Linked DNA regions of Homo sapiens: all the other regions are linked to region 2. The links are chromatin loops, found by intact Hi-C in ENCODE. Cell type or tissue: heart left ventricle. All regions are shown on one strand. Region 1 has its middle 3.2 kb from the start of MIR6088. Region 2 holds the start of EML2-AS1 (EML2 antisense RNA 1). Region 3 overlaps RTN2 (reticulon 2). Region 4 overlaps GPR4 (G protein-coupled receptor 4). Region 5 has its middle 4.1 kb from the start of ERCC1. Region 6 holds the start of LOC107985315 (a long non-coding RNA gene). Region 7 holds the start of VASP (vasodilator stimulated phosphoprotein).

Region 1 (4,000 bases), 200 kb before region 2:
TGTCACTACGTGTTCTCATCTGATTTTTTTTTTTTTTGAGACGGAGTCTCGCTCTGCTGCCCAGGCTGGAGTGCAGTGGCACAATCTCGGCTCACTGCAACCTCTGCCTCCTGGGTTCAAGTGATTCTCCTGCCTCCGCCTCCCGAGTAGCTGGGACTACAGGCGTGTGAGACCACGCCCAGCTAAATTTTTTTTGTATTTTTAGTAGAGATGGGATTTCACCGTGTCAGCCAGGATGGTGTCGATCTCCTGACCTCGTGATCCACCCGCCTCCGTCTCCCAAAGTGCTGGGATTACAGGCGTGAGCCACTGTGCCCGGCCTCTCATCTGATTTTTTTTATTTTTATTATTGTGCTTTTTGTAGAGATGGCATCTCACTACATTGCCCAGATTAGTCTCCAACTCCTGGGCTCAAGCCATCCTCCTGCTTCGGCCTCCCAAACTGCTGGATTTATAGGCGTGAGTCACCGCACCTGGCCCTGACATCTTGATGTCAATTTATTTGCAATATACACCCAGAAGTGGGATTGCTGGATCCATATGTGTAATTTTATTTTTTATGTGTTTGTTTGTTTGTTTATTTATTTATTTTAAGACAGTCTCACTCTGTCGCCCAGGCTGGAGTGCAGTGGCACAATCTCGGCTCACTGCAACCTTTGCCTCCCATGCTCCTGTGATCCTCCTACCTCAGCCTTCTGAGTAGCTGGGACTACAGGTGTGCACTATCACGCCCGGCTAATTATTTTTATTTATTATTATTATTATTTTTTAAGACAGAGTTTTGTTCTTTTTGCCCAGGCTGGAGTGCAATGGCTGGATCTCGGCTCAGCGTGACCTCCGCCTCCCTGGGTCCAGCAATTCTCCTGCCTCAGCCTCCCAAGTAACTGGGATTATAGGCATGCGCCACCACGCCCGGCTAATTTTGTATTTTTAGTAGAGACGGGGTTTCTCCGTGTTGGTCAGGCTGGTCTCGAAATCCCGACCTCAAGTGATCCGCCCCACTCGGCCTCCCGAAGTGCTGGGATTACAGGTGTGAACCACCGCGCCCGGCCCGAAGTTATTCCTCTTATCTGACTGTAGTTTGGTATTTTTTAACCGCATCTCTCTGTTCTTCCTCTCCCAACCCCATCTCTACTAAAAATACAAAATTAGCCAGCCGTTGTGGCGCATGCCTGTAATCCCAGCTACTCGGGAGGCTAAGGCAGGAGAATTTCTTGCACCCAGGAGGTGTAGGTTGCAGTGAGCTGAGATCGCACCACTGCACTCCAGCCTGGGCGACAGAGCGAGACTCTGTCTCAAAAAACAAAAACAAACAAACAAAAAAACAAATAGCGCCTCGTTTTCTGGGAGGCAGTGAATTCCCCATTTAGGAAGTGTCCAAGCTCAAGTTGAAATGATGGTACATTGCGGTTCATGCTGCAATGCCTCAACCCAGTTCCTCTCCGGACCTCAGTTTCCTCATTTATAAAATGGGTGTGGACGACGAGGTCAGATTTAAAAAAATAATAATAGTAGTTAATAATAATAGGCCGGGTGCAGTGGCTCAGGCCTTTAATCCCAGCACTTTGGGAGGCCGAGGTAGCAGGATCGCTTGAGCCCAGGAGTTCTAGACAATCCTGGGGCAATATAGCGAGATTCTATCTCAAAGAAATAATCATAATCATAATAAAAATAAATGAATAGATAAGCTGAGACGGACTCAGGCCCAGCTCCTGCCTGCGATCCCTGCGGGGGCCACCAGGGGGCGCGGCGCCCCTGCCCAAAACTCCGCCGTCGGCTCTGAACCCCGGCGGACGCGTCCCGACGCCCCTGGAAGATTCTGCGCCCTGCCGGCTCGCCGGCGCCCGGGAGCCCGGGAGGCGGGTGTGCACGCGGGGTGTCCAGGGCGCCCCCGATCGAGGCCCCCTCGCCGTGCCTCGGGGTAGGGGGACGGCTGTGACTCAGGCGCGCGCTCCTCCCCGGGGCCCTCAGTGGTCGCGAGGGGGCGCGCACGGCCTCGGGAACCCGCGCGGCGCCGCGTCCATTTTTACCCCAGCTCCGCTAAAAATAGTTGCCGCGCTCCGAGCCGAGCCCGAAATAGCGGCCCCCAGATAAGGCAGGACGACTCAGCGCTTCCGGGGAGCGGAAGGGGGAGCGCGCGGGGGGAGCGGTGCTGGGCGCAGCCCGGCCGAGCAGGCGCCGCTGTCCCCAGCGCACCCCCACTCTGCCCTGGCGGTCACACTCGCCCCCGACTGCGACCCCGCCCCGCCGCTAGCCTGGCTGCCTTCCTACGTCCCCCACATTGTATCCTCATCCCCTGTCCCCCATCCTCAGCTTCACCTCCATTCCTCATCATAACTCCCCCCTCCCCTACACCCCCAGCGATGTCCCCCACTGGTACTCATCCGCATCCCCCAGCCTGTCCTACTCCTGTCCCTATTTCCCCTCTCCACCCTCATCGCCAATCTCCTGTCGTCCTGAATCTGCCCCTTACCATCTCTGTCCTCAAGGCCAACCTTTATGGGGGCAGAGCAGGGCGAGAGGATCACAGGGAGTCAGGAGACCTGCGGGCTGAGGGCTGAGGGCTGGGGGTGAGGATCTGATTTCTTGGTTTGTTTCTACTGTGGGCAGGGGTAGGCTTAGATCTGGGGGTTGGAGCATGGGACACTTCAGTCTGGCCTAGTCTTCAGAGCTGAGGCGAGGCATGGCCAGCATCACGGCTCATTCTGTGACCAGGGTCGGGGCTCAGGCTGGGGAAGGATGACCGTCTTTGTCACCAAATTTGATCACTGTGTCACCAGAGTTAGGGCTCAGCCTTGAGCCGTTTCTTTATTTACCCACCTCCACTAATATTTTTTATTTCAGACAAGGCCTTGCTCTGTCGCCCAGGCTGGAGTGCAGTGTTGCCCATGCTGGAATGCAGTGCTGGGATCTTAGTTGACTGCAGCCTTGAACTCCTGGGTTCAAGAGATCCTCCCACCTCAGCCTTCCTAGTAGCTGGGACTACAGGTGTGCACCAGCACACCTGGCTAATTTTTCATTTTTTTGTAGAGACAGAGTCTCCATGCCTTGCCCGCCTTGTCCAGGCTGGTCTTGAGCTCCTGGCCTCAAGCTATCCTCTGGCCTCCTCCTAGGAAGGCACTGAAATGACAGGCATGAGCTACAGAGCCCGCCTCCACTAAGATTCTTTCCTCCCTTGCAAGTCAGTGATTGGACACAACAGCTCCAGGCCTTGGGAACAGTCAGAACTCTGTTCCCTGGGCCTAGGTCTTCCCTTTGCACTGAGATCATCTAAGGGCCTCCCCATTTCCATATCCTGAGATTCTCAGTGCCCACTCCAAGCATCAGTGTCAGGCCTCAAGGACCTACACTGCATGTTCTGGGGGTTTAAAGGGAGCACACTGACTTCCCTGAGGGTGACAGAGGTCAGAATGAGTGACTAAGGTCTTGGGCCTGGCCCTGACCCTGCAGTGGGTGGGAGAGATACCCAGTTGAGGCCCAGGTCTCCACCCAGGTAGCAGGGTGGATGGCGGGGGGGTCATCCCTGAGGTGAAATGTGGGTGGAAGATACCTAGATAAGTTTCAGAGTCAGTGCAGAGATGGTAATTTTTAAGTAACTTCTAAAATTTTCGAGTAGCTGGGATTACAGGCGCCTGCTACCAAGCCTGGCTAATTTTTGTATTTTTTTGTAGAGACGGGGTTTTACTATGTTGTCCAGGCTGGTCTCAAACTCCTGACCTCAAGTGATCCGCCCACCTCGGCCTCCCAAAGTGCCGGGATTACAGGCGTAAGCCACTGCGTCCAGCCTAATTTTTTTTTTTTTTTTCTGAGACGGAGTCTTGCTCTGTCACCCAGGCTGGAGTGCAGTGGCGGGATCTCGGCTCACTGCAACCTCTGCCTCCTGGGTTCAAGTGGTTCTCCTGCCTCAGCCTCCCAAGTAGCTGGGACTACAGGCCAGGCGCATGCCACCACGCCCAACTAATTTTTTGTATTTTTAGTAGAGACGGGGTTTCACAGTGTT
Region 2 (4,000 bases):
CGTATTCCTTATGTGAATACCTTCGAGGCCTCCAAGTTGGCTGCACCTCTTGGCATTTGACCACGCCCCTACGGCCCCGCCCAACCTTTAAGCCACGCCCTTTTCAACCTGGCAGTGCCCCCCGATTTTGATGTCAAAGCTTCTGGAATCTGGAATGCCTCCACCTGGTCTCAGCCTCTGTTACTCCGTACCCCAGATTTTAATTTCGCCCAGGCGAACACTGTGGCTGCACCCTTAAATTCCTCAGACTCCCTCTTTCCTTGTAGAAACTCTGTGGCTGCTGCCTTGACTTCATCCCTGAAACTCAACGGGGCCTCTCCTGTACCTTAATAACCACGCCCATAAGCCAAGCTCCTCCCTGACTTCCTCACCCAGTAGACCTGACCGTCCAGCTTCTAAAAACTCTGGCCACGCCCCTCAATATTGACTCCGCCCTCCCAGACCTTCCACTGTTACCGTGCCACCTCAAGATTGGTCCCTCCAAGGCTCTGGCACCGTCCCCGCTTTTGAACTAGCTGGCCCCACTCTAGGTTACGACCTCGTGGCCTGGGGCATGACTACATTTCTCGACCATTTCCTCCCTATCTCTTTCTGCGGCTTGACGCCGCCCCAGTCCTTACCCTTCCTTTTTGGCGCTACAGTTGCTGCTGGAGGATGTGGTCCGGCTGCGGGGGTCCTCACGGCGCACCGAGGCGAGGCGCTCTGGTGACAAGTAGCGGCGGACACTGCTAAAAGAGAGCACACAGGTGGGGGCAGAGCCTTCTAGGCCAGCAGGCGAGTGCCGTGAGCAAGCGAGATTCTCCCTGCACCCTCTGCTGCTGGAGCTCAGGCAAACAAACCACCTCTGTCTCCCACGAGGTCTTGGAAGAGGCTGGGGGTCCCGGCCTTGTGCCTTACCTGCGCCCGGAGGTCGCCTCCTTCTTGGGAGAGGATGGGGACGTGGCATAGCCACCCACGCGCCGCGGGGGTCCCGAGCCATTAAGGGGCGTCCTGGTGGGAAGGCCTTTCAAGAGCTGACACACTGGAGGGATGGGGTTAGGGGACAGAAGAGGGTGAGTATAAGGACCAGGCCCCGGTCCTCCCCATCCCACCCCTCCAGTCTAACGGGGATACCCGAGGCAGTGGTGCCTAAGCGCGGAGGCGCCCGGCCCTTGGGGGTGCCCCGCGCGCGTAGCGCCGCTCCCTGTTCTTCGCATGCCCGCAGGCGACGCAGAGCATCCGCCAGCGCCGCCTTTAGGACCGCCAGCTCGTCTTCCTGTAACTGCAGCCGCTGCTCCAGCGCCGACACGCGGTCGTCCACTTCCATACCGCTCGTGCCCGACAAATTGTCATCTGGAAGACGGGGGAGTGCCGGCTGCAGGGCCACCCAGGAGCTCCAGTGCCCAAGGGGTCCCTCCCGCCTTCCTGGGTCTAAGCGGGGGGCCAGCCACGCCCCTTTCCTGTCCCGCTACCTGGGGCTGGGACACTTGGACATGAGCCAAGGAAGAGGACTCTGAAGGGGGAAGGAAATCCCCACAGCTCTCCAACCCATCCGCACACTCCTCTCTGCCACAGCGCGCTGGCCGTGTGACCTTGGGGAAGTCCCTTCCCTCTTATTTTCTAAGAGTCTGTGAACCCAGGAGCCTCTCGCTCTGGCTTTAAGATGCTATGACTAAGACGTGACCAGGCGCAGTGGCTCACGCCTGTAACCCCAGCACTTTGGGAGGCCGAGGCGGGCGTATCACGAGGTCAGGAGATCGAGACCATCCTGGCCAACATGGTGAAACCCCGTCTCTACTAAAATAAAATTAAATTAAAAATAAAATAAAATTTAAAAAAAAGCCGGGCGTGGTGGCGCGTGCCTGTAGTCCCAGCTACTCCGGAGGCTGAGACGGGAATCGCTTGAACCCGGGGGGTCGGAGGTTGCCGTGAGCCAAGATCGCGCCACTGCACTCCAGCCTGGCCACAAAGCGAGACTCCGTCTCAAAAAAAAAAAAAAGAAAAAAGAAAAAGAAAAAAAAGATTCTTTGATTTTATGACTAAGACGTTAAGTATCTATGAGTGATAAGAGCATTTGCAAAATGACACCAACCTACTCCTAATGACACTAAAGTTCTAGAATTGATCCCCAACATCCTCCGACGAAGATTCTGTTATGAATACCAACGTCTCTTCACTGTTTCTAAGACTTTCCAAGCCAAAAGGTCATGCCTAGCCTCCCCGTTTCCCCTCCTCTCCTCACCCTGGGGTTCGACCCTAGAGCCAGCTGCAAGGACAGAGCTTCGGCGGCCCCTGGCGGCGGACTTGGGGGTTGCAGGCAGCGCATGGCAGACCCAGAAGACCCAAGGGAGATGCAGACCGGATTGACAACCAAACTCTTCCCCAGCAGGCATTCCTCTTTTCTGTTCCCCTTCTTTATTTCGCCTCTGTACCCCGCGCCCCAGATTTGGCTCTCCAGCCTATGGGTGCAGCCAAAATGACTCCCCGAGTCGCCCCCCCAACCCCGCTCATTTTCCCAAAGTGGGAGGGGCGGAGACCGAAGTGGCCCCTCTCCCCCTTTTCCCGCAGAATACTCATACCCAGACTCATTGCTGACCACAACCAAGGAAGCCCTGGTTCCCAGCCTGGTGGAAGTAAAGGTGGTAGCTTAGACGGGGACAGGGCGTGGAGCTCGCCCCTGCCATCCCGCGTCCACAGGCCGCGCAGCTGGCCCTCTGGGCTCCGCAGTGCAGCCGCCGCTCCTCCCTCCTTCCCTTCGTAGCCCAATCGCCTGCCGAGGCTTGCCCGCCCTGCCCCCCACTCAGCGCCTCCCAGGTCCGGTGCCTGGACCTGCAGAGGGAGGTGGGAGCCTCCTGAGGTCAGAAGGAGTGAGCCGTCAGGACTTAGAACTCGTAACAGGGGGAAACCTCTAGGGGTCTTGTTGGCATCACGTTTTGCAGACGGGAAACTAAGGAAGGAGGCTAGTAGGAGTGTGCAGAGACACGCCAAAGATCACTCAGCCCGTAGGTGGGGGCTGGGGACCCAATCACCTCCTGTGCTCAGCCTGGTCCTACCTACCATTAATTATACGACCAGAAAAATGGCATCTGTTACTGTGAGCTTACATGTGCCAGGCACTGCTCACGCAAAACATTTAGCACGTTCCCGGCTCATGTTGATGCTCGATAAATCCAGAATAGGATTAACTATTTTTATGATACCTAATGCTTTTGGCAACTCTAGTAGTTGTAGTAGCATAATCCATTTTAGGAGGAGAGGAGGAGGAAGGTTACTGAAGCCCAGAAAGGTGACGTTACTTGTTACACGGACACACAGCCGTTCAATGGAAGAACCCATACTCAACAGGAATGGCCACCCTGTCATTCTGGCTCTTAGAGGGACAGAGGAGGACAAAATAAGCATTCTGGGTCCCCTGCCAATTCCAGTGGTCCCTGGCACTAGGGTGTGTGCCCAGAGGACTGAACCTCCAAACTGAGTTAATAGAGGTGCTTTCATCTTGACCCTTCTGCCCCACCCAGAGAGGCCAGCTGCACTGTCAGGCCTTGGCCAGCCCATCCTACCAACCCCCACACCTCCACCATCCCCATCCCTGTGACTCAAGCCCTCCGCTCCCTCCTGACCATCCCCCCATCCTCAGCCTTTTCCCAGAGACCAGGCCTCACTTCCCACTTTTCCCTCCCAACTCCCCTCTTCTCCTATCTCCCCTCACCTGAGCCCGACACCCACAGTGGTCCTTCTGGTATCACACCCATTTGTCTAGGGAGAAGGGATGGTGCTAATGCATGGGAGGGCCAGGGCCAGAGGATTTGGGAGGTATCCTAGAAGCAAAGTCCTCTGGCCGTCCCTTTCCAGTCCCACACTCTGCCCTCAACTCAACACCAAATCCACCCCCACCCCCTCTGTCTGTCCCCCTGCTATGGAGATAGGGGAGCATTCCAGAAGCTTGAGGGGAGAGAGAAAGGGCAGAGTTCCAGGCCCAATCGACCCCCAGGCCGTTCCCCCTTCCAATCCCAGGTTCCTT
Region 3 (4,000 bases), 150 kb before region 2:
GTGATCCTCCCACCTCGGCCTCCCAAAGTGTTGGGATTACAGGCATGAGCCACCGCGCTCGGTCATATATATTTTTTTAATGTCATAAATTTTGAAACACTGCTTACTAGTAAGACCATAACAGTTCTTATTTCCACAAGAAGCAAGAGAAAGATCTTTTCCCAGCATCCTGCCCTGCAGTGGGTTGCAGTTCTTTTTAACTTTTGCCAATCTGTCAGGTGTAAAGTGATATCCCCTTGATACCCTTAGCAACACATGTTTCTAAGTCCTAAATGTATTAATCACGCCATACTCCTTTCCAGGGCCTAACTCAAATTTCTGACCCCTTTCTGAGACCCTAAAACACACCTCCTAAACCCAACCTCAGCCCTGACCAGTGACCTTTGTACCCCAACCTTCATCTCATCTGTCTAAACTTTAGGCTCACTCCTGTAATCACAACACTTTGGGAGGCCGAGGCGGGAGGATCACCTGAGGCCTGGACAACATAGTGAGACCCTGTCTCTACAAACAAAATAAGAAAATTAGCAGGGCGTGGTGGCCTGTGGCTCTAGTCCCAACTACTTGGGAGGCTGAGGTGGGAGGATCACTTGTGCCCAGGTGTTGGAGGCTGCAGTGAGCTATGATCCCACCACTGCACTCCAGAAAGGGCGACAGAGGGAGACTCTGTGGCTTAAAAAGAAAAAGAAACTTTAGTAATCTGCTTTCCTTTGAGTCCTGAAAACCAGGAACTCAGTACCTTTCTATTTCTTTCCAGATCCTCTCTATCCTCCCACACTCCCTCCAACTGACCCCTCCGACCGGTCCCTCTTAGAGGCTCACCCCTCACTTCCGTCTCCTTCCAATGCATCTCCTCTCATTTACCTCCAAATAGGGCAGCCCCTCCCTCCCCATAGCAGGGCCCTCCCAGGCAGGCTCCTAGTGGCCGGCGCCGGTGGATGGGGGAGGGGCCAGGTCGCCTGAGGCGGGGGCTAAGTTTAGGCACGCTGGGGGGAGGGGGCCTCCCCGCAGCTGTTCTGGCCCGTCTGGCCCCTGAGTGACAGCGCTGCCTGGGGCCGAGGCTGGGGGAGGGGGTCCTCCCTGCTCCTGGGCCCCAAAGTGCTGGCTCGAAGGAGAAGGGACCCCATGCTCCCTCTGGGTCCTCCCTATACTGCCCCTCGGCCCCCTAGCCCCAGCCTGCAGCGCTGCGGAAGCAGATCAGTAATAAAAATGCTCCGGATGTGCAGGAGATAAGGGCGAGTTTGGACCCCGTTCCGCCGACCTCAGCCCCCGTCCAGCCCGTTCCGCAAGCCCACCTTTACTCCCCATATCGGCTCCGAGTGAGAGGCTGGGGACACCGCTGCTTCTCGGGGATTTTGCCCACTTCAGTAGAACCCGGAGGACAGGAGTAGGGGGGGTGGGGCCCCTTTGGACCCAGCCAATGGCTGTCCACAGAGGTGGGGACAATTCCAAAATTGGAACCGTCTTGTAAACAGCCAAAAGCAATGATGTCTTTAACCATTCCATAGCTGTTCCTGGAGGCGGAGCATATTTTAAAGTAAGGCTGGGTCATTTTACAACTGGCCAATAGATGTGGTCAGGAAAAAGAGGGTTTTTGTTTGTTTTTTCAAATAGAGATCGAGTCTCCCTATGTTGCCCAGGCTGGTCTTGCACTCTTGGCTTCAAAGGATCCTCCCGCCTCGGCCTCCCAAAGTGTTTAGGATTACAGGCATGAGCCACTGCGCCCGGCCAAAAAGAAGAGTTTTTAAAAGGCACAGAGTTTACTTATAAATATTCTACGGCCACATCTAAATAAGGAGAGAACTGTATTTTTTCAGGGATTTGGCCTGTCCAAAATCAGCCACTAGGAGGAGCACTCCAGAAGAGGGAGGATTATTTTATTTTATTTTTATTTTTTGAGACGGAGTCTCGCTCTGTCGCCCAGGCTGGAGTGCAGTGGCGCGATCTTGGCTCACTGCAACCTCTGCCTTCCAGGTTCAAGCGATTCTCCTGCCTCAGCCTCCCGAGTACAGACGGGGTTTCACCATGTTGGCCAGGCTGATCTCGAACTCCTCACCTCAAGTGATCCGCCCGCCTCGGCCTCCCAAAGGGCTGGGATTACAGGCATGAGCCACCGCGCCCGGCCGGGGAAATTTTTTTAAAAAGCGGAGTTTATCACGTCTAGCCAGATGTGATATCACGTCTATCTCTTCCCTTTTCCACTATGTACTGTTCCTTTGCGAGGTTGGTCCCTTTAATTCAAAATCCTCTCACCTTTTGCCTTCTGTGGGCCAATGCAGCATCTTCATACACGTTGCTTACCTAGAAGGCGTGGCTCCACCGTGAATTCTAATTGGTCCGTGCTATCGAGGCACTGTCCCCTTACTGGCTCTCGCTCCAGTGGCCCCCACTGCTTTTCTTCCTCTTCCAGCAATGGCTCTTCGGGCCCAGAGTTCGAATCTCGCGATCGGGATGGGGACGGAGTACCGGCCTGGGGTGTCCCAGAGCCCGGACTGAGCTGGGGAGTCAAGACCTCGGGCGATGAGGGCTGAGCAAGTCGGAGTCGTAGGTCCAGTTCTGATACGGTAGAGAGAGGAGGCCGTGAGCTTTCTTCTTGGAGGTGCCCCAAGGAGAAACCACCCACCCCTCTTGGCTTTGGTCCCAGCACCTCGGACATCTCACCTTCCCCAGCTTCTCCTGTCTCCAATCTGTTGGGTTCTTGGGGTTCTTCGTCTTCCAGCGGGGTGGAGCTGCTGGTGGAAGAGTCCTCCCCGGATCCCGTTCCCCGGGCCACCCAGCCCAGATGGTCCAACCGAAGCCTCAGGTCTTCCAGAGGGCGCTCGGATGGAGGCGCGGTGTCAGGATCACCCCGTCGTCCAGGCTCCGGGGATTGGCTCAGGCTGGGGATGCTCTCCAAGCTGTCGCCCAGGCTGGGCTGAGGGTGCTGGTCTCGTGGTTCCGAGACTGAGCGGCCCTGGGGGCGGGGGCGGCGGGCAGTTGAATCCCTGCGGCCCCCGGAGCCCACTACACCATCAAAGGCGATGTAGGAGAAGGTCAGCTCCCGGGGGGTGCCCCAGTCCTGCGACGTGGTCTCCTCCTCGTCCTCCTCTGAGAATTCCCGGGCTGTGTGCAGCTCTCGAAAATCAGAGTCGTCGTTCCCTCCTGCAGTGGGTGAAGGAGAGCCTTGTTTCCCTCAGCAGGTCCCTGAGCTGCCCAGCCCTGAGCCCCTTCACATGCTCCCCACCACTTACCTTCTGTGGAATCAGGAGTTGAGGAGGCTGTAGACGGAGCTTCTTCTGCGAGAGGGAAAGAATCGAAGACTCTTAGAAGCTTAGACTGTCCGAATCACAGAAGTGTCCCAGTCCTGGAATCTTAGAATATTTGAATCACGGGATTTTTAGAACATTCTGCACACAGACTCTAAAACCTAGCATCACTGCCTGATGAAGCTCAGAGTCTTTGAAGTCCAAATCCAGGAATCTTAATCTTAGAGTCTTCAAAGTAGGAATCTTAGGAGGTTTCAATTCATTCATTCGTTCAACAACCACTTATTGAGCACCTACTATGTGCCAGGCACTGTTCTAGGTCCTGGGGATACAGCTGTGAAGAAAACAGACAAAATCCCTGCCCTCCTAGAGCTGACACTCTTTGGGATAGACAAACAATAAACAAGTGAATATATGACGTCGGGTGCAGATGAGCATAGGGAGCAAAGTAAAGAAGGGTAGGGGAAGAGAAAGTGAAGGGGTGCTGTTTCTCATAGGGTGGTCAAGAAGGCTTCTCTGATAAGATGACGTTTGAGCAGAGATCTGAAGGAAGTGAGGAAGCCATGCAGATGTTCAGGGACGTCTTCCAGGTAGAGAAGAAAGCCAGTGCAAAGGCCCTGAGCCAGGCACCATGCTTGGCATCTGAGGAACTGAGAGGTGCGAAGATATGACTGGAGAAGAGTGACTGAGGAGGAGAGGAGTGGGAGGTGAGAACAGAGAGGTAAGGGCGGTGGGGAGAGACAGACGAGGTGGTC
Region 4 (4,000 bases), 52 kb before region 2:
CTGGGACTACAGACACATACCACCATGCCCGGCTAATTTTTAAAATTTCTGTAGAAACTGGGTCTCCCTATGTTGCCTAGGCTGGTCCCAAACTCCTGGCCTCAAGCAGTCCTCCTGCCTCAGCCTCCCAAAGTGCTGGGATTACAGGCTTGAGCCACTGTGCCCAGCCAATCTCCCATATTCTACTCCCCACTCAACAGCCCGTGGGATACTGTTAATACTTAAGTCAAATCACCTTCATCCTCTACTGAGAACCCCCTCATAGCTCCCATTTATCTCAGATTAAAAGGCAGAGTCCTCACTAGGATTTACATGGCCCCACACGACCTGCTGTCCCCTCTCTTGTCTCATTTCCCCTTTCCTCTCGTCCTCTCTACCTCCTCTCCAGCCACACTGCCATACCTGCTATCTTTCAAAATTCAGACACTCTATTATTATTATTTGAGATGGAGTTTCGCTCTTGTCACCCAGGCTGGAGTGCAGTGGCACAATCTCAGCTCACTGCAACCTCTGCCTCCCGGGTTCAAGCGATTCTCCTGCCTCAGCCTCCCAACTAGCTGGGATTACAGGCACCCACCACCACGCTCAGCTACTTTTTTTTGTATTTTAGTAGAGACGGGGTTTCACCATGTTGGCCAGGCTGGTCTCGAACTCCTGACCTCAGGTGATCCGCCCGCCTTGGCCTCCCAAAGTGCTGGGATTACAGGCGTGAGCCACTGCGCCCGGCCCAAAATTCAGACACTGTCTAACCCCAGAGCCCTTGCACCTGCAGTTCCCTCTGCCTGAAATGCTCTTCCCACAACAGCCACAAGGCTGAGTGCCGCCCATGCTTCAAGTCTTTGCTGGAAAGCCACCTCAGCAAGCCCTTCTCTGCCCTCCTCCAGATCAGACTCCAAGTCATCCTCTGTTCCCTCAACTGGCTTTACATAGAAAAATGTCCCCTTCCCATTTAGCAATTCCAAACATTACATATTTTTTATTTACTTGTGTATGGTGAGCCCTGTGAAGGCAAGGCCAGGCTGCCTCAGTCATTGTTGTGTCCCCAGCCCCACCCAGCACAGTGCCCTACATAAACCTCTGTTGAATGAATGAATAAATACCCTTTCTTCTTGTCCCACACCTTCTTCCCAAACCTTCTGGCATCACTCCTCCAGGCAGTCTGCCCTGATTGCCCTTCACTTGAGTTCTGACATTCTCCCTCTTCATCCTCAGTCTTGACTTGGAGATCGCTGTTTATCTAGAAACTTAGAATTGCGGTCTTATGTTCCCTGGCCTGTATGACCAGGGGCTTTGCAAACATAATGACTCTATATCGGCTGCATTTCTCCTTCCACTTTCCCCCGAGTCACAGACTTTTATCCACTTGTTGGAAAAAAAAAAATCTAACCTTCTCTATTTGTCTTTATTTTCTGGAAACCAAATGTTTGACTTAATTTATCTGGCCAGACATGGCGGCTCACATCTCTAATCTGAGCACTTTGGGAGGCCAAGGCAGGAGGATCTCTTGAGCCCAGGAGTTCAAGATCAGCCTGGGAAACATAGTGAGACTCCATTTCTACAAAAAGTACAAAAATTAGCCAGGCATGGTGGCTCACATTTGTGGTCCCAGCTACTCGGGAGGCTGATGTGGGAAGATCGCTGGAGAGCCCAGGAGGTGGAGGCTGCAGTGAGCCACGACTGCACTACTGCACTCCAGCCTGGGCAACACAGTGAGACCCTGTCTCCAAAAAAATATATTTACTCATCTCCTCCTTCAGGAGGCCCTCCACAATCGCCAAACTGTGATGGGATCTGGGAGCACAAAGGTTGACCAGTGACACACCAACCTCACTCTTCCTAAGTTCTTGTATTCTTATGAATATTAACACAGCCCTTTTTCCATACAATTTGCATACACCAGACCAGGAGAGAAGGGACTGTGGGATGAGAGGGGAAAACTGGGGATTCTGTGCCACTCGGGGTTCATTGTGCTGGCGGCAGCATCTTCAGCTGCACCTGGTCCCCCTGGGAGGGCGGAGTGGCCGCCCAGCTGCCAGTCATGGCTTTGGCTGTGCTGTTCCTCTTGGAGGTGAGTGGGGTCTCCAGGGTGAGCGAGGCATTGGCCATCTCCTGGGGCTTGTCGCTGGCCAGAAAGCGGAGCAGGTTGTGCAGGGCCTTGGCCACATCGCTGCGGGCGCCCTCGTTGACCAGGCAGTAGAGGATGGGGTCCGCCACACAGTTGAGGCTGGTGAAAGCCAGTGAGCTGTGGTATGCAGAAAAGACGCGCTCCTCGAAGCCGCAGTCCCAGGGGCGGCCCAGGTAGATGGCGCTGCGGGACAGCAAGAGCACGTGATAGGGCGCAAAGCAGACCAGCACGATGGCGATGAGGCTGAGGGCCAGCCGCTTGATCTTGGCCTTCTCCTGGCGCTCGGTGGACACGCTGCCCCGCACGGCCCGCAGGATGCCCCGGTACGACAGCAGCATGAGCGCCCACGGGAAGAGGAAGCCCACGAACACCCGATAGAGGTTCATCCAGGCCACCCAGCCTTCCATGGGGAACTTCTCAAAGCAGAAGGTGTGGTTGTAGCGGTCTCGGAAGAGCTCGTCATGGAACAGGGGCGCCGAGTTGGCGCCCAGCTCCGTGGCCCAGACCACGGAGCTCACGGCCACGGCGGTCTTGACGCGGCGCAGGCGGGCGAAGCGGAGTGGGTGGGCCACAGCCAGGTAGCGGTCCACCGAGATGCAGCACAGGAAGGCGATGCTGATGTAGATATTGGTGTAGAAGATGAACCCAAAGAGCTTGCAGGACCCGGGGCCGTGGATCCAGTTGTCGTGGTGCAGGAAGTAGTCCACCCACAGCGGCAGCGTGCAGATGTACAGCAGGTCGGCGATGCTGAGGTTCATCAGGTAGACGCCCAGCTCGTTGCGCTGTTGCACCTGGCGGTAGGCCGCCCACAGAGCCAGGCAGTTGGTGGGCAGCCCCACGCCGATGACAAAGATGTAGAGGGATGGCGGAAAGAGGTGGTCCACGCGCGAGTCCACGTGGCAGCCCTCCCACGTGTGGTTGCCCATGGTGGGCACTTCGGCTTCTGGGGCGCTTCCCCTGGCCCACGGGGGCTGTGGGGCCACAGGGAGCGGGAGGCCATGGGGCCCCCTGAGCCCCTTCCTTGGAGGCTCAGGGGAACATGGTGGGATGTGGTCTACAGGGAAGAGATGAGGTTGGGTAGGCTGGGCTGGGCTGGGAAGGGCAGAGCTTGAGAGGGAAAAGTTGGAGGAGGGATGGAATTATGACAGGAGGGAAGTCTGGAGGATGGTGAGATTAATAAAGAGGTTTTTCAAGGAGGTTATGTATGGAGTCAGTGTGTCAACGAGGGAGTATGGGGGTGACACAAAAATTGGTCTCCGGGAGTGTTTATGGAGGAGACGAAAGCATCGCTGGGCAATGGTGAGAAGGAGATGGTTTGCAGGGCAATTAGGAAGTATGTGTAGCCATATTGAAGTAATAATGGCGGGGGAATGTTCTAGAAGACACAAGAAATACATGAGAAAGTGTTGAGATAGGACACAGCGCAGTTAGGGAGTGTTGGAAAGTTCAGGCAATGTGGGTGGGAGTGCTGGCATTTCCTAGGACCCCAGAAAGCAACAGAGATAAGTAAGGTCACCAGTAAGGAGAAGGTTCTGGAAAAGGAGGTGTCTGGCACAGGGTGGACAAAGATAAAAGGCTCGGTCTGTGGACGGCAGGAAGGAGTCTTAGGAAACAGGAAGGAGGTGAGTAAGGTCTAGATCAGAGGTAAGTTTGGGGACGGAAGGGAAATTTCAATGGGGGCAGGGGAGGGACTCCAGACTGGTCCTGGTGGGGGCTGAGGGATTGGGATGAAGTCAGTTCACCGCTGACTGCAGTGCCTGTTGGGAGAGAGGACAGCAGTGAGGGAGTCATGGACACTCCAACCTTCTTCTCCCCACACTCCTCACCATAATTGCTGTGAACTGCAGAGACTGGACACCCCAACAATGCCTACTT
Region 5 (4,000 bases), 210 kb before region 2:
AGCCTGACCAACATGGAGAAATCCTATCTCTATTAAAAATACAAAATTAGAGTCCCGGTGCAGTGGCTCACACCTGTAATCCCAGCACTTTGGGAGGCCGAGACAGGCGGATCACGAGGTCAGGAGTTCAAGACCAGCCTGGCCAATATGGTGAAACCCCGTCTTTACTAAAAATACTAAAATTAGTTGGGCGTGGTAGCGCACACCTGTAGTCCCAGCTACTCAGGAGGCTGAGGCAGAAGAATCGCTTGAACCTGGGAGGCGGAGGCTGCAGTGAGCCGAGATTGTGCCACTGGACTCCAGCCTGGGTGACAGAGCCAGACTCTGTCTCAAAAAAAAAAAAAAAAAAAAAAATTAGCCGGGCATGGTGGCACATGCCTGTAATCCCAGCTACTCAGGAGGCTGAGGCAGGAGAATTGCTTGAACCCTGGAGGCAAAGGTTGCGGTGAGCTGAGATCGCACCATTGCACTCCAGCCTGGGCAACAAGAGTGAAACTCCATCTCAAAAAAAAAAAAAAAATTTTTTTTGAGACAAGGTCTTGATCTATTGCCCAGATTTATTGTCCTGAACCTTGCTTACCTCAAATGCCTTTTTCTTTTCACCCTAACAATTGAAATCCAGAATTCTAGGCTGGGTGCGGTGGCTCATGCCTATAATCCCAACAATTTAGGAGGCCAAGGTGGGCAGATTGCTTGGGCTCCAGAGTTCAAGACCAGCCAGGGCAACATGACAAAACCCCATCTCTACAAAAAAACACAAAAATTGGCTGGGCAAGGTAGCTCATGCCTGTAATCCCAGCACTTTGGAAAGCTGAGGCAGGAGAATCACTTGAACCCGGGAGGTGGAAGTTGTAGTGAGCCAAGATCACGCAATTGTACTCCAGCCTGGGCGACAAAAGCGAAACTCCATCTAAAAAAAAAAAAAAAAAAAAAAAGCTATGTGTGTTGGTGTGCACCTGTAGTCCCAGATACTCAGGAGGCTGAGGAGGGAGAATTGCTTGAGCCCAGGAGGCAGAGGCTGCAGTGAGCTGCGATTGTGCCACTGCACTCCAGCCTGGGTGACAGAGTGAGACCAAAAACAAACAAAACAAAACAAACAAACAAACAAAAAAACGAAAGAAAAGAAAGGAAAGAAAAAGGAAATCCAGAATCCTAGGTTCTTAGTATTGTTTCTTGCAATGTTAGAAGATATAGGGGCCAGGAGAGGTGGCTCACGCCTAGTAGGAAGGAAGGAGAATCAGTCTAATAGTCTCATCACTAGGTATAATTTTCCCCCAGGAGGCCGGGCACAGTGGCTCACGCCTGTAATCTCGGCACTTTGGGAGGCCGATGGAAGGTGGATCACGAGGTCAGGAGTTCAAAACCAGCCTGGCCAAGATGATGAAACCTTGTCTCTACTAAAAAATACAAAAAAAAAATTAGCCGGGCGTGGTGGCGGACGCCTGTAATCCCAGCTACTCGGGAGGCTGAGACGGAGAATTGCTTGAACCCAGGAGGCGGAGGTTGCAGTGAGCCGAGATTACACCACTGCACTCTAGCCTGGGCGACAGAGCGAGACTCCGTCTCAAAAAACGAAAAAAAGAAAAAATGAAATATGCCTCTGTATCCAAGACCATACAGCGATTCTAGAAGTAGGTCATCCCAAGTAGAAGGGCTTGTGACTCAGTTATCCCCTTGGGGAATGGAATTGCCAGACTTAACCCTGCAACTCCTGCGTTTTCTGCAAGGGGGCGATGGTGCACCACAAGAGGATTGGAAGTGTTGGGGAGCCGGGGCCTCTCTGCTCCGCCAGAACCCAGCGGGGGCAGGACCCCCTAGAAGGCGGCCCATTCCCCGCTCCCGATTCATTTCCTTGAAGCAGAAGTGCGGTAAAGGGCCCGCCGCCTGCGATCAGTGGAATTCTGAATCGGTTAACGTTAGTTAAGAGCGAGGGGAAAAAATTGCCCTGGGTTCTACGTTATTTCCAAGTTGGCAAGTTGGATGTTGGATTTCTACCCTCAGTTTCTTTTCTTTTTTTCTTTTTCTTTCTTTCTTTCTTTTTTTTTTTTTTTTTTGAGACGGAGTCTCTCTCTGTCACCCAGACTAGAGTGCGGTGGTGCGATCACACCTCACTGCAGCCTCAACCTCCCGGGCTCAGATGATCCTCCCACATCAGCTTACCGAGTAGCTGGACCACAGGCGCGCGCCACCACGCCTGGCCAACTTTTGTATTTTTTTTGTAGAGGCGTGGGGGTGGGGGGGTGGGGTCTCACTATAGCCCAGGCTGGTCTCGAACTCCTGGGCTCAAGCGATCCTCCCTTCTCGCCCTCCCAAAGTGTCGGGATTACTGTAGTGAGCCACTGCTCCCAGCCTAAGCTGTTTCAAAACTAAACTTTGGAATCCCGGATTCGAATCTCCCCGGCTCCCAGAGTTGCGCGTTCGAATCCCCCAGCCGTATCCAAGCTCCGATTCCGCCTCTTTCTTCCAAACGCCCCAAGTTCCAGAATTCAGCCGCAACTCCAGTTTGGGCCACTCCCCAGCTACGGCCCCTGCTCCCATCCCAAACCTTCCCCTCCTCTCAACTTCGAGCCCTTTGTTCGCCCCGGAACGGGTGGGGTGGGGACGGAGACTGTAAGGACGGGACCCTCACCGACAATTCCGCCAAAGGGGACCTGAACGGGGGGCGGAGAGCAGCCCGGCCGAAGGCTCTGGAAGCGGGCACCGCCGGGGGGCGCAGTGACCAGGCTGGCGTCCCCGCCCGCCTCTAAACTTAGCCGCGGTGACGCGCGGCCCGGCGATCGCGGCGGGGCCGGGGACGCAGGGGGGCCCGAGTGGAGGGGGGCGGCTCGGCTCGGCGAGCCTCTATTTATAGCGCCCGGAGCCCGAAATAGCGCGGAGCGGAGCGGCCGGGATGACGCGGGAGCCGCCGGGGGCTGACTCACCCGGCCCCAAGCGGAGGCCCCCGGATGGGGGGCAGTGGAGGCGCCTAGCCCCTACTCCGCGTCCTCCCGGGCACCTTTTTTGGTGGGACATCCCAAGTCTCCGCTGGAGAGGCTGTGGATGGATGTACAGCAAAGGAAAGATCTGCAGCATGAGAGACTGAGGTTGGATCAGAAGTGGGACTTCCACACACACAAAAAACCCCAGAACTGGGCCGGGCGCGGTGGCTCCCGCCTGTAATCTCAGCACTTTGAGAAGCCGAGGAGGGCAGATCACCTGAGGTCAGGAGATTGAGACCAGCCTGGCCAGCATGATGAAACCTCATCTCTACTAAAAACACAAAATTAGCCAGGCGTGGTGGCTCATGCCTATAATCCCAGCTACTCGGGAGGCTGAGGCAGGAGAATCGCTTGAACCTGGGAGACAGAGGTTGTAGTGAGCCAAGATCGCGCCACTGCACTCCAGTCTGGGCAAAAACAGCGAAACTCCATCTCAAAAAAAGAAAGAAAGAAGGAAAGAAAAATAAAGACAGAATGGAGGACCTATTTATACAAAATGAGAAAGGCGGAAAGAGGGGAGGTGAACCAGATATACACACTTGTTTCTCACCAGCAAGAGAACTGGGATGTTCTGGAGGCAAAGGAATGGACTCAGGGACCCTGGGTAGTTGCCATTCCAGAGCACATGCCATTCTCCACTTGTCACGATTTCTTGCATACTGTTCCCATTCCCTAGAATGTTCTTCCTTGCCTTCTCAGCCTTGAGAACTCATGTACCTCCAGGACCTGGTGCCCAGGGCAATTCCTTTATTTTTATTATTATCATTATTATTATTTGAGACAGAGTCTCGCTCTGTCACCCAGGCTGTAGTGCAGTGGCATGATCACGATTCACTGCAACTTCCGCCTCCCAGGTTCAAGTGATTCTCCTGCCTCAGCCTCCTGAGTAGCTGGGACTACAGGCGCATGCCACCACACCCAGCTAATTTTTTATTTTTAGTAGAGATGGGGTTTCACCATGTTGGCCAGGCTGGTTTCGAACTCCTGACCTCAGGTGATCCACCCGCCTCGGCCTCCCAAAG
Region 6 (4,000 bases), 120 kb before region 2:
GGTCCCGAACGGCCCCTCCCCGGAGGAGGTGGAGCAGCAGAAAAGGTGGGGCTGGGCCCTGGGTGGGGAACCTTAGCCGCTGCCAGAGTTCCATATGTTCTGGAACCCTTGACTCCTAGAGTTCAGAACCCAGCCAACTTGCAGTTTTCAGAATGTTCAAGAAACTTCTGACACTCAGAGTTGCAGAACCTCCTGGTCCCTGCAGATTCCTGGAAATCAGAATATGGTGGTTGAAAGAATCTTGTGGCTGGGCGTGGTGGCTCACGCCTGTAATCCCAGCACTCTGGGAGGCCGAGGCGGGCAGATCGCCTGAGGTCAGGAGTTTGAGACCAGCCTGGCCAACATGGCGAAATCCCGTCTCTACTGAAGATAACAAAAATTAGCCGGTCATGGTGGCGCCCGTGCCTGTAATCCCAGCTCGGCAGGCCGAGGCAGGAGAATCGCTTGAACCCGGGAGGCAGAGGTTGCAGTGAGCCAAGATCGAGCCACTGCACTCCAGCCTGGGTGACAGAGTCTCAAAAAAAAAAAAAGAAAAGAAAGAATCTTGGGCATTTTGTAATTCGGTGTTCCTGACAGTTTAGTGACTGGGATCTCGCATCCTGATCTCTCCCTGTCGCTGCCCTGCCCTCCATTCCCCCTACTCTCACCCAGCCCCCTTCTTGGTTCCCTAGGGGAGGAAGGCTTGGGTGAGTATTAGGAGCCAGCCACCCTGGAGACCTCTGAGAGAGAGGACGGAGGTCGCTGGCCCCTTCGCTGGCCATCCTTAGGGCCCTGATTGACGGCAGCTCTCTCGCCTCCCCCCACAGGCAGCAGCCCGGCCCGTCGGAGCACATAGAGCGCCGGGTCTCCAATGCAGGTGATGCTCAGATAGCTTCGGGAGTTGGGAGGGGGCCTCCCTGGAGGAAGTGGCCAGCCAGCTGGACAGTGAAGAATGAGGCTTCTCTCTCTCAGCTGCCCCCTTTTCTGTGTTTGTTTCAGGAGGCCCACCTGCTCCCCCCGCTGGGGGTCCACCCCCACCACCAGGACCTCCCCCTCCTCCAGGTCCCCCCCCACCCCCAGGTTTGCCCCCTTCGGGGGTCCCAGCTGCAGCGCACGGAGCAGGGGGAGGACCACCCCCTGCACCCCCTCTCCCGGCAGCACAGGGCCCTGGTGGTGGGGGAGCTGGGGCCCCAGGCCTGGCCGCAGCTATTGCTGGAGCCAAACTCAGGAAAGTCAGCAAGGTGAGGGGCCGGGAGAGGTGGGCAGGGGGCAACAGGGCTTTTATGGGGGATGAGGCCAGGGCTGCCGGCGGTGTCATTGGGCTGGAAGGCCAAAAGGCCTGCCCCTAAAGCTCCTGCCCCTTTTAAATTTCTCCAGCAGGAGGAGGCCTCAGGGGGGCCCACAGCCCCCAAAGCTGAGAGTGGTCGAAGCGGAGGTGGGGGACTCATGGAAGAGATGAACGCCATGCTGGCCCGGAGGTGAGCCTGAGCCTGGACCCCCAAGTCACCTGGAGTTCCAGTTCAGTAGGGCCCAGTCAGAGGAGGGCTCCAATTCCTGTTTAGTTTGTTTCTTTTGGTGAATGTTCCCCCTTTGATAACCAGGTTTGGGATATAATGGTGGGGTTTGTCATGAAATGCCTGAGGCTTGCAACCACCTAGGTAGCCTGTAGATGTTCTAAAACCCAGAATTCTAGAACCGTAGGAGATCCTGCCTCAGAATTCTGGGAACTCAGGTTCCTGCAATCTCAGTGTTCCAACACAGCACCGCTCCACCCTCGGAATCTTACTGTTCCCTAATATAAGAATCATAGAACCTCCTCCACCCTGATTCTAGAACCACAATCTCTTGAATTTTTTTTTTTTTTTTTTTTTTTTTTTTTTGAGATGGAGTCTTGCTCTGTCACCCAGGCTGGAGTGCAGTGGTATGATCTCGGTCCACTGCAACCTCCGCCTCCTGGGTTCAGGCAGTTCTTCTGCCTCAGCCTCCTAAGTAGCCGGGATTACAGGCATGAGTCACCACACCCGGCTAATTTTTGTATTTTTAGTAGACACAGGATTTCACCATGTTGGCCAGGCTGGTCTTGAACTCTTGACCTCAAGAGATCCACCTGCTTCAGCCTCTCAAAGTGTTGGCATTACAGGCCACTGCGCCCAGCACAATCTCTTGAATTTCTAAAACTAGAGTTTCCTTAGGTTTTCGGAGTTCCAGAATTCTATGCGCTAGGATCTACATTTCTAGAACTCCCCTCAGAAGGGGATGGGTTGGGTGACGGAAGCACGTGTTTTTGCTTTTCTCTCCTGCAGAAGGAAAGCCACGCAAGTTGGGGAGAAAACCCCCAAGGATGAATCTGCCAATGTAAGTCAGGGACTCTTCTTGCCCTACATCTCTTAGGCCGTACCATGAGGGTAGGGATAGTGGGATGTGTGGGGTTTGAACCTGAAAGAGGAAATGGGCAGAGGTGTGGCAGGGGCTGGCTCATGGCAGTTTTATTTCCTACCAGCAGGAGGAGCCAGAGGCCAGAGTCCCGGCCCAGAGTGGTGAGTAGAGTGCCCAGTCCAGCCACAGGAACTACAAATCCCAGAATACTCTGTTCTCACATGTTAAGCACCCTTATAGGAGAGTCAGGGCGAATGGTGCTGGGGATTGTAGTCTCCTGAGATGGGGCTTTGATCAGGGGCTGATGAGGTTGGGGGAGTAAGATTGATTGGGGGGCAGTCTTTTGTCCCTGATCTTTCTGATTTCTTGCCTATCCCCAGAATCTGTGCGGAGACCCTGGGAGAAGAACAGCACAACCTTGCCAAGGTAGGCCATCGGTCCTGGGGCCCTTGGGGAGGTAAAGGCGGGCAGATCGCTTGAGCCCAGGAGGTCAAGACCAGCCTGGGCAACATGGCGACACCCCATCTCTACAAAAATTAGCCAGGCGTGGTAGCACTTACCTGTGGTCCCAGCTACTCAGGAGGCTGAGGTGGGAGGATTACTTGAGCCCAGGAAGTTGAGGCCTCAGCGAGCCATCATCATGCCTGCACTCCAGCCTGAGAAATAGAATGTGACTGTCTCAAAACAAAACACAACAAACCAAAACCAAAAAAAAAAAAAACTGGGGCCCCAAAAATACTTGGACTTGCCCAATTTATAAGGCAGAGCTCAATGTGACCCCTGGAATAGGAGGCGGGGAAGCAGGTCCTCTCTCTAATCTCATTGCTGTCCCAAACCACACCAACTCCCCCAGGATGAAGTCGTCTTCTTCGGTGACCACTTCCGAGACCCAACCCTGCACGCCCAGCTCCAGTGATTACTCGGACCTACAGAGGGTGAAACAGGTAACTTGGGGGGGAAGTTGGGGACCACAGCAAGAGAGATCTAGGTCTGGCCCCTGCCACTGGCATGCCGTATGATCCTAGATAACATCTCAGAAACCTCAGGTTTCCAATCTGACAAATGGAGAAACTGGATTGGGTCAAGGATGACCGAGACTCCACACCCCCTTTTCTGGCACCTGTGACAGACATTATTAATCTATCACCGCGCTCATTCCAGATGAGTGCCTTGAATTCTTTCCGCACATTGACCCAGCTGTCCATCACCAATTGGAGTTGGCAGGAGGCTGGAATGCGCTTGCCAACCTTGGTACTGGATGTTCTCCAGTACTTTTCCGGCTCCAAGGATCCAGAATTCTCCCCTAGAATCCTCCAGTCACTCTGCGACCTTGACAGCGATGTCATGGTGTCGATGTAGGGGTAGGTCTCAAACCTACTACCCCTGGCTTTTCCATCAACAAGAAAGAGGGGACTCTGGCAGGGCACGGTGGCTCATGTGTGTAATTTCAGCACATTGCGAGGCTGAGGTGGGAGCATTGCTTGAGGCCAGGAGTTTGAGACCAGCCTGGGGCAACATCGGGAGACCCCCATCTCTAAAAATAACTTTTAAAAGTTACCTGAGAAGGCCAGGTGCGGTGGCTCATGCCTGTAATCCCAGCACTTTGGGAGGCCGAGGTGGGTGGATCACCTGAGGTCAGGGGTTC
Region 7 (4,000 bases), 140 kb before region 2:
ACACCTTGCCCAGTCCACACCTCCTTAAGTTGCTGCTCACTCCGTGCTTCAGAAAAGGATGTCCAAGGGTTTCACTATTCCCTGCCCTCATCTTTTTTTTGTTTTGTTTTGTTTAATTTTTTTTGAGGAGTCTTGCTCTGTCTCCCAGGCTGGAGTGTAGTGTCACGATCTTGGCTCACTGCAACCTCCGCCTCCGGGGTTCAAGTGATCCTCCCACCTCAGCCCCTCAGCCACCCAAGTAGCTGGGATTACAGGTGTGTGCCACCATGCCTGGTTAATTTTTTGTTTTTGGTAGAAACGGGGTTTCACCATGTTGGCCAGGCTGGTCTTGAACTCCTGACCTCAAGTGATCCACCCGCCTCGGCCTCCCAAAGTGCTGGGATTACAGGCGTGAGCCACTGTGCCCAGCCTCCCCTGTCCTCTTGATGAACATTTAAGCTATTTCCAATTTCTTGCTCTCACATCACTGCTACCGTAAAGATCGTTATGTACATATGCAAGCGTTCTCTTACACAGGGGTCTTGCTACCTGTTTTGTACAGCACTTAAGCTAAGAAGAGTTTTTTTTACAGTTTTTAAGCCTTGTAAGAAAAAAGAAAAACTGAAGAGTGTGTAAACCAGACCCTATGTCTAGCATATCTAAAATATTTCCTATTTGAACTTTTACAGAAAATGTTTGCCGGCTGGGCCTGGTGACTCACACCTCCAATCCCAGCACTTTGGGAGGCTGAGCCAGGCTGATCACTTTAGCCCAGGAGTTTGAGACCAGCCTGGGCAACACAGCTAAACCCTGTCTCTACAAAAAATTAGCCTGGCATGGTGGTGTGGACCTACAGTCCCAGCTACTCAGTGGGCTGAGGTTAGAGGATCGAATGAGCCCTGGTTATGCTACTGCGCTCCGGCATGGGCAACAAAGACCCTGTCTCCAACAAACAAACAAACAAAAAACCATGTTTGCTGACTGTTGTTGTAGTGTAGGTGGCACCCAGAAATGCCACCCCTCCTATGTCACAGATGGGAAAGCTGAGACCCAGAGAGGAGAACACAGTTACCCAAGGTCACACTGAACTGGTAACTCATTCAACTAGGTAAGTTTGTTGAGCTGCTGAGCCGGGCGGGCCTGGCTGGGGTGAGTGAGGTCCAGAAATTGATTAAGTCAACTGGGTGCAGTGGCTCATGCCTGTAATCCTAGCACTTTGGGAGACTGAGGCAGGCAGATCACCTGAGGTCATAAGTTTGAGACCAGCCTGGCCAACATGGTGAAATCCCATCTCTACTAAAAATACAAAAATTAGTTGGGCTTGGTGGCCCGTGCCTGTAATCCCAGCTACTTTAGGAGGGTGAGGCAGGAGAATTGCTTGAACCCAGGAGGGGGAGGTTGCAGTAAGCGGGGATCGAGCCAGCGCCCTCCAGCCTGGGTGACAGCGAGAGACTACATCTCAAAAAAAAAAAAAGAAAAAAAGAAATTTAGTCTACCCATTCTCCCAGACAACTCAGCCTGAGGAAACACACTGAGAAACAATGATAACCTCCGAGGAACAGGGTTCAAGGTCTCCCAGAGTGGGGTGGAGAAGGGGAGGGGAATTAATGTCAAAGCTTGGCCTGGAAGGATGACGTGCTCCCCAGGTAAAGGAGGTCAGGACAACATCAACATCCGGACATGGGACTCGGCTTGGACATACGCTGGAAAAGTGGATTCTCTCACATAGTCAGCTGGCCCTGAGAATTGTTGGTTTTACACTCAGACCTTGGTGGCTTTCCGGGTTCTGGGGGCTCAGGCAAGAGGGCCATAGGCCAGATTCATTCCCTGTCTCCAGGCCTCAGTTTACCCGTGTGTAAATGTGGAACTAACTGATTTCCCAGGGCTCGGGCGCCTCACCCGGGCCAGGTGGCGCTCTACCCAAGGGGCGCGACCAAATCAGTGACGTCACTCGGGGCGGGGCCGGCAAGACACGCTGCGGAAGCCTCAGAGGGTGTCTGGGCTCAGCCCGGAGCCGGCGTGTGGGGGCGGGGGCTCCCGGGAGGGTCTCCTCACCTCCGGGCCCTCCTGAGGGCTGGGATGATCCTGCTGTCCTCCGCAGGCGAAACTGAGTCAGAGCGGGGCGTGCGTGGGCCGGAGGCTTTACACACCAAAGAAGCCGGCGCCTCCTGCCCACCCCGGGCGAATGCCGGGCCCCCCACTCCCGCACTCCTCGCCAGTCCCCACCTCCACCCCACCCCACCCCCGACCCTGCGGCTGTGAGTCAGCGACCGACCGCGCCCCCTTGGCCCACTTCCTCCTCACCTTCCCGGGGCGGGCGGGGTGGGGTGAGAGGGGTTGGGCCCTACTCCCCCGACTTCCACTCCCGTGCGGGTGGGGGTCTCGCCCCCTTAGTAACCTCTCCGAAATTGACAGAAGAGAAACGCTGGGGAGGGGCGGTGTTCCGAAGATGGGATTTCAGGGAGAAAATCTGAGACCACTTGCTTAACTTGAGGGTCCTCCTCGACCCCCAAAATTGAGCGGAGTACGAGATGGAGAAGTCGATGGGGAAAGAAATCGCGCCCCTTCCGAGACCCTCCTCAGAATTCCCACAGTGGGAGCGAACTAGGAAGCAAGGGAGGTCCCCTTCCCCTTCACCAACTTGCCCCTCAGGTGGGGGTGATTCCCAGGGTGCACCCCTGGGCTACAACATTGGGGAGAGGAGCGAGATCGCGGAAGCCGAGGGTGCAGAGTTGCCCTTTTAAGCGCCCTCCACCCCCTCGCCTGGAGGCGCACGCGGCCCCTTTAAGGCGCGGGGCATTGTGGGTGCGGGGAGTGGAATTTTGGAACGAAATGTAACGAAGAGAAGTACAGTAGTAAGAGTAACACTGTAGCCGCCACCGGCAAGGGGTGCGCGCTGGGGAGCGGACGCTGCATCCCCTTTCTGCTGCAGGAACCTCTCATCAGACCGCCTGAGGGAAGCGGCGCCCGGAGACCCGCCCCGGCCCGGTCCACATTCTCCCCAGGAAGCCGGACTCTATGGGGCGGGACCCTGGGGGAGCCTGAGCCGAGCCCGGAGCCAGCCCCGAACCCCTGAACCTCCAGCCAGGGGCGCCCCGGGAGCAGCCAGCCCGTGGGCGAGCCGCCCGCCCGCCGAGCAGCCATGAGGTGAGCCGGACCTGCCCCCCGACCCGTCCCCGCCCGGGCGGGCTCCGCGCCCCGCCTTTGTCCCCCTCCCCCCCAGCTAGCTCCGGGCTGGAATTTGGGGACAGATCCTTGGGAGCCTCGGATTTGAGCTGAATCCCCTTGGACGCGCCCCAGAACCGTCGATCACTTCTCCACGACTGACTCCCCAAGCTCGGGGGGTGGTGGCGGTGAGGTTCTCCTGGGAGCCCTCAAGATTTGGGGGCGCTCGGAGGACTCCCGAATTGTTAAGACTTTTTTTAGAGGACCTCAAAGTTGGCAGCGACTCCCCGCAGGGATGCCAGGATTGAGGCAGGGCTCAGACTCTCCTCCCCCTCCCCCCAGACTTCAGCTCGAGGTCCGGGAAGGATTGTGGGGGACCGATTTGGGATACCCTGGGACTTGGAAGAGAGACTGAGACTCAGACCCTGGGTGTGCAGGTCCCCCGTTTACTTGGTGCTGGAAAAAGTCTCCCCAAGTGGGACCGCGCTCCATAACTTCGGGGGTACTTCTTAATCCCCTGGATTTTGGGGGTCACTTAGGTCTTCCTGTGGAGGAGGCTGGTGTGAACCGATCCAGGGACCTGGACGCAGCCTCCAGAGTCTGGTGGGACCCCCCCCTTCCCCGTCGCTCCGCACACAATCTGCTTAACTGGCCGTGCCTAGGACCGAGCGGGCGCTCGGAGCAGAGGGCGGCTCCCCGCCTCCGGCCATAAGGGCGGCCCGGCTCCCCCACCTGCGCGGCCCTGGAGAGGGAGGGGGCGCGGCAGCTGGGGGAAGGGGGCCTTTGTCTTCCTGACTCACCTGTCGAGACAGCTGGTGTGGGGGGCGGGCACCAAGCGCTGTAGGCCGGCTGCCTT

Evidence for each region. Peaks named below come from ENCODE experiments on the same cell type or tissue, not always from the same donor. Only the 100,000 strongest peaks of a DNase experiment are listed, where the experiment ranks them.
Region 1: a loop joins it to region 2, with 10 times the contacts of the local background. A loop is called at or near these places in 34 of 110 quality-filtered maps.
Region 3: it touches region 2 in a loop (4-fold over the local background); 36 of 110 quality-filtered maps call a loop at or near these places.
Region 4: a loop joins it to region 2, with 3 times the contacts of the local background. A loop is called at or near these places in 89 of 110 quality-filtered maps.
Region 5: a loop joins it to region 2, with 3 times the contacts of the local background. A loop is called at or near these places in 30 of 110 quality-filtered maps.
Region 6: it touches region 2 in a loop (7-fold over the local background); 97 of 110 quality-filtered maps call a loop at or near these places.
Region 7: it touches region 2 in a loop (3-fold over the local background); 37 of 110 quality-filtered maps call a loop at or near these places.

The regions. Positions count from the first base shown.
Region 1 is chr19:45,437,889-45,441,888 of GRCh38, forward strand. It overlaps a transcript of ERCC1 not described here. Among named protein-coding and RNA genes, the nearest start is that of MIR6088, 3.2 kb to the left of the region's middle. RefSeq lists silencers at 1,653-2,152, 2,163-2,342 and an enhancer at 2,005-2,504. In heart left ventricle, CTCF peaks have their summits at 1,786 (motif pointing right) and 2,063; DNase peaks (open chromatin) are centred at 1,783, 2,003 and 2,662; H3K4me3 peaks cover 1,165 bases; H3K27ac peaks cover 1,385 bases.
Region 2 is chr19:45,641,021-45,645,020 of GRCh38, forward strand. EML2-AS1 (EML2 antisense RNA 1) reads left to right here and starts at 474. Exons shown (of 2, transcript NR_130729.1): 1 at 474-746; 2 at 1,205-1,820. It also overlaps a transcript of EML2 not described here. RefSeq lists enhancers at 881-940, 1,462-2,313, 1,471-1,730, 1,741-1,790, 2,181-2,230 and 2 more. In heart left ventricle, CTCF peaks have their summits at 1,263, 1,474 and 2,282 (motif pointing left); DNase peaks (open chromatin) are centred at 451, 851, 1,271, 2,261 and 1 weaker place; H3K4me3 peaks cover 1,830 bases; H3K27ac peaks cover 1,073 bases.
Region 3 is chr19:45,491,865-45,495,864 of GRCh38, forward strand. RTN2 (reticulon 2) reads right to left here. Exons shown (of 11, transcript NM_005619.5): 2 at 3,231-3,275; 3 at 2,662-3,141; 4 at 2,302-2,556; 5 at 1,296-1,514. Among named protein-coding and RNA genes, the nearest start is that of RTN2, 3.2 kb to the right of the region's middle. RefSeq lists a silencer at 920-1,159. In heart left ventricle, a CTCF peak has its summit at 1,840 (motif pointing right); DNase peaks (open chromatin) are centred at 947 and 1,388; H3K4me3 peaks cover 1,337 bases; H3K27ac peaks cover 403 bases.
Region 4 is chr19:45,588,816-45,592,815 of GRCh38, forward strand. It overlaps GPR4 (G protein-coupled receptor 4), which reads right to left. Exons shown (of 2, transcript NM_005282.3): 2 at 949-3,882. The coding sequence starts at 3,051. The coding sequence ends at 1,963. Among named protein-coding and RNA genes, the nearest start is that of OPA3, 6.0 kb to the left of the region's middle. In heart left ventricle, a CTCF peak has its summit at 2,285; a DNase peak (open chromatin) is centred at 2,296; H3K27me3 peaks cover 1,904 bases.
Region 5 is chr19:45,426,048-45,430,047 of GRCh38, forward strand. It overlaps a transcript of ERCC1 not described here. Among named protein-coding and RNA genes, the nearest start is that of ERCC1, 4.1 kb to the left of the region's middle. RefSeq lists a silencer at 2,558-2,737. In heart left ventricle, CTCF peaks have their summits at 1,729, 1,934 and 2,687 (motif pointing right); DNase peaks (open chromatin) are centred at 1,754, 2,144 and 2,804; H3K4me3 peaks cover 1,814 bases; H3K27ac peaks cover 2,748 bases.
Region 6 is chr19:45,521,362-45,525,361 of GRCh38, forward strand. VASP (vasodilator stimulated phosphoprotein) reads left to right here. Exons shown (of 13, transcript NM_003370.4): 4 at 1-45; 5 at 807-856; 6 at 979-1,220; 7 at 1,357-1,457; 8 at 2,283-2,334; 9 at 2,480-2,516; 10 at 2,736-2,781; 11 at 3,209-3,299. It overlaps LOC107985315 (a long non-coding RNA gene), which reads right to left and starts at 2,952. Exons shown (of 2, transcript XR_001753959.1): 1 at 2,916-2,952. RefSeq lists an enhancer at 1,182-1,734 and a silencer at 2,390-2,509. In heart left ventricle, a CTCF peak has its summit at 2,474 (motif pointing right); a DNase peak (open chromatin) is centred at 2,500; H3K27ac peaks cover 1,018 bases.
Region 7 is chr19:45,504,651-45,508,650 of GRCh38, forward strand. VASP (vasodilator stimulated phosphoprotein) reads left to right here and starts at 2,829. Exons shown (of 13, transcript NM_003370.4): 1 at 2,829-3,126. The coding sequence starts at 3,122. It overlaps LOC107985314 (a long non-coding RNA gene), which reads right to left and starts at 2,724. Exons shown (of 2, transcript XR_007067269.1): 1 at 2,035-2,724. RefSeq lists silencers at 1,890-2,139, 2,170-2,299, 2,980-3,159, 3,754-3,953 and enhancers at 2,494-3,278, 2,560-2,829. In heart left ventricle, a CTCF peak has its summit at 1,880; DNase peaks (open chromatin) are centred at 1,941, 2,251, 2,791 and 3,933; H3K4me3 peaks cover 2,509 bases; H3K27ac peaks cover 2,567 bases.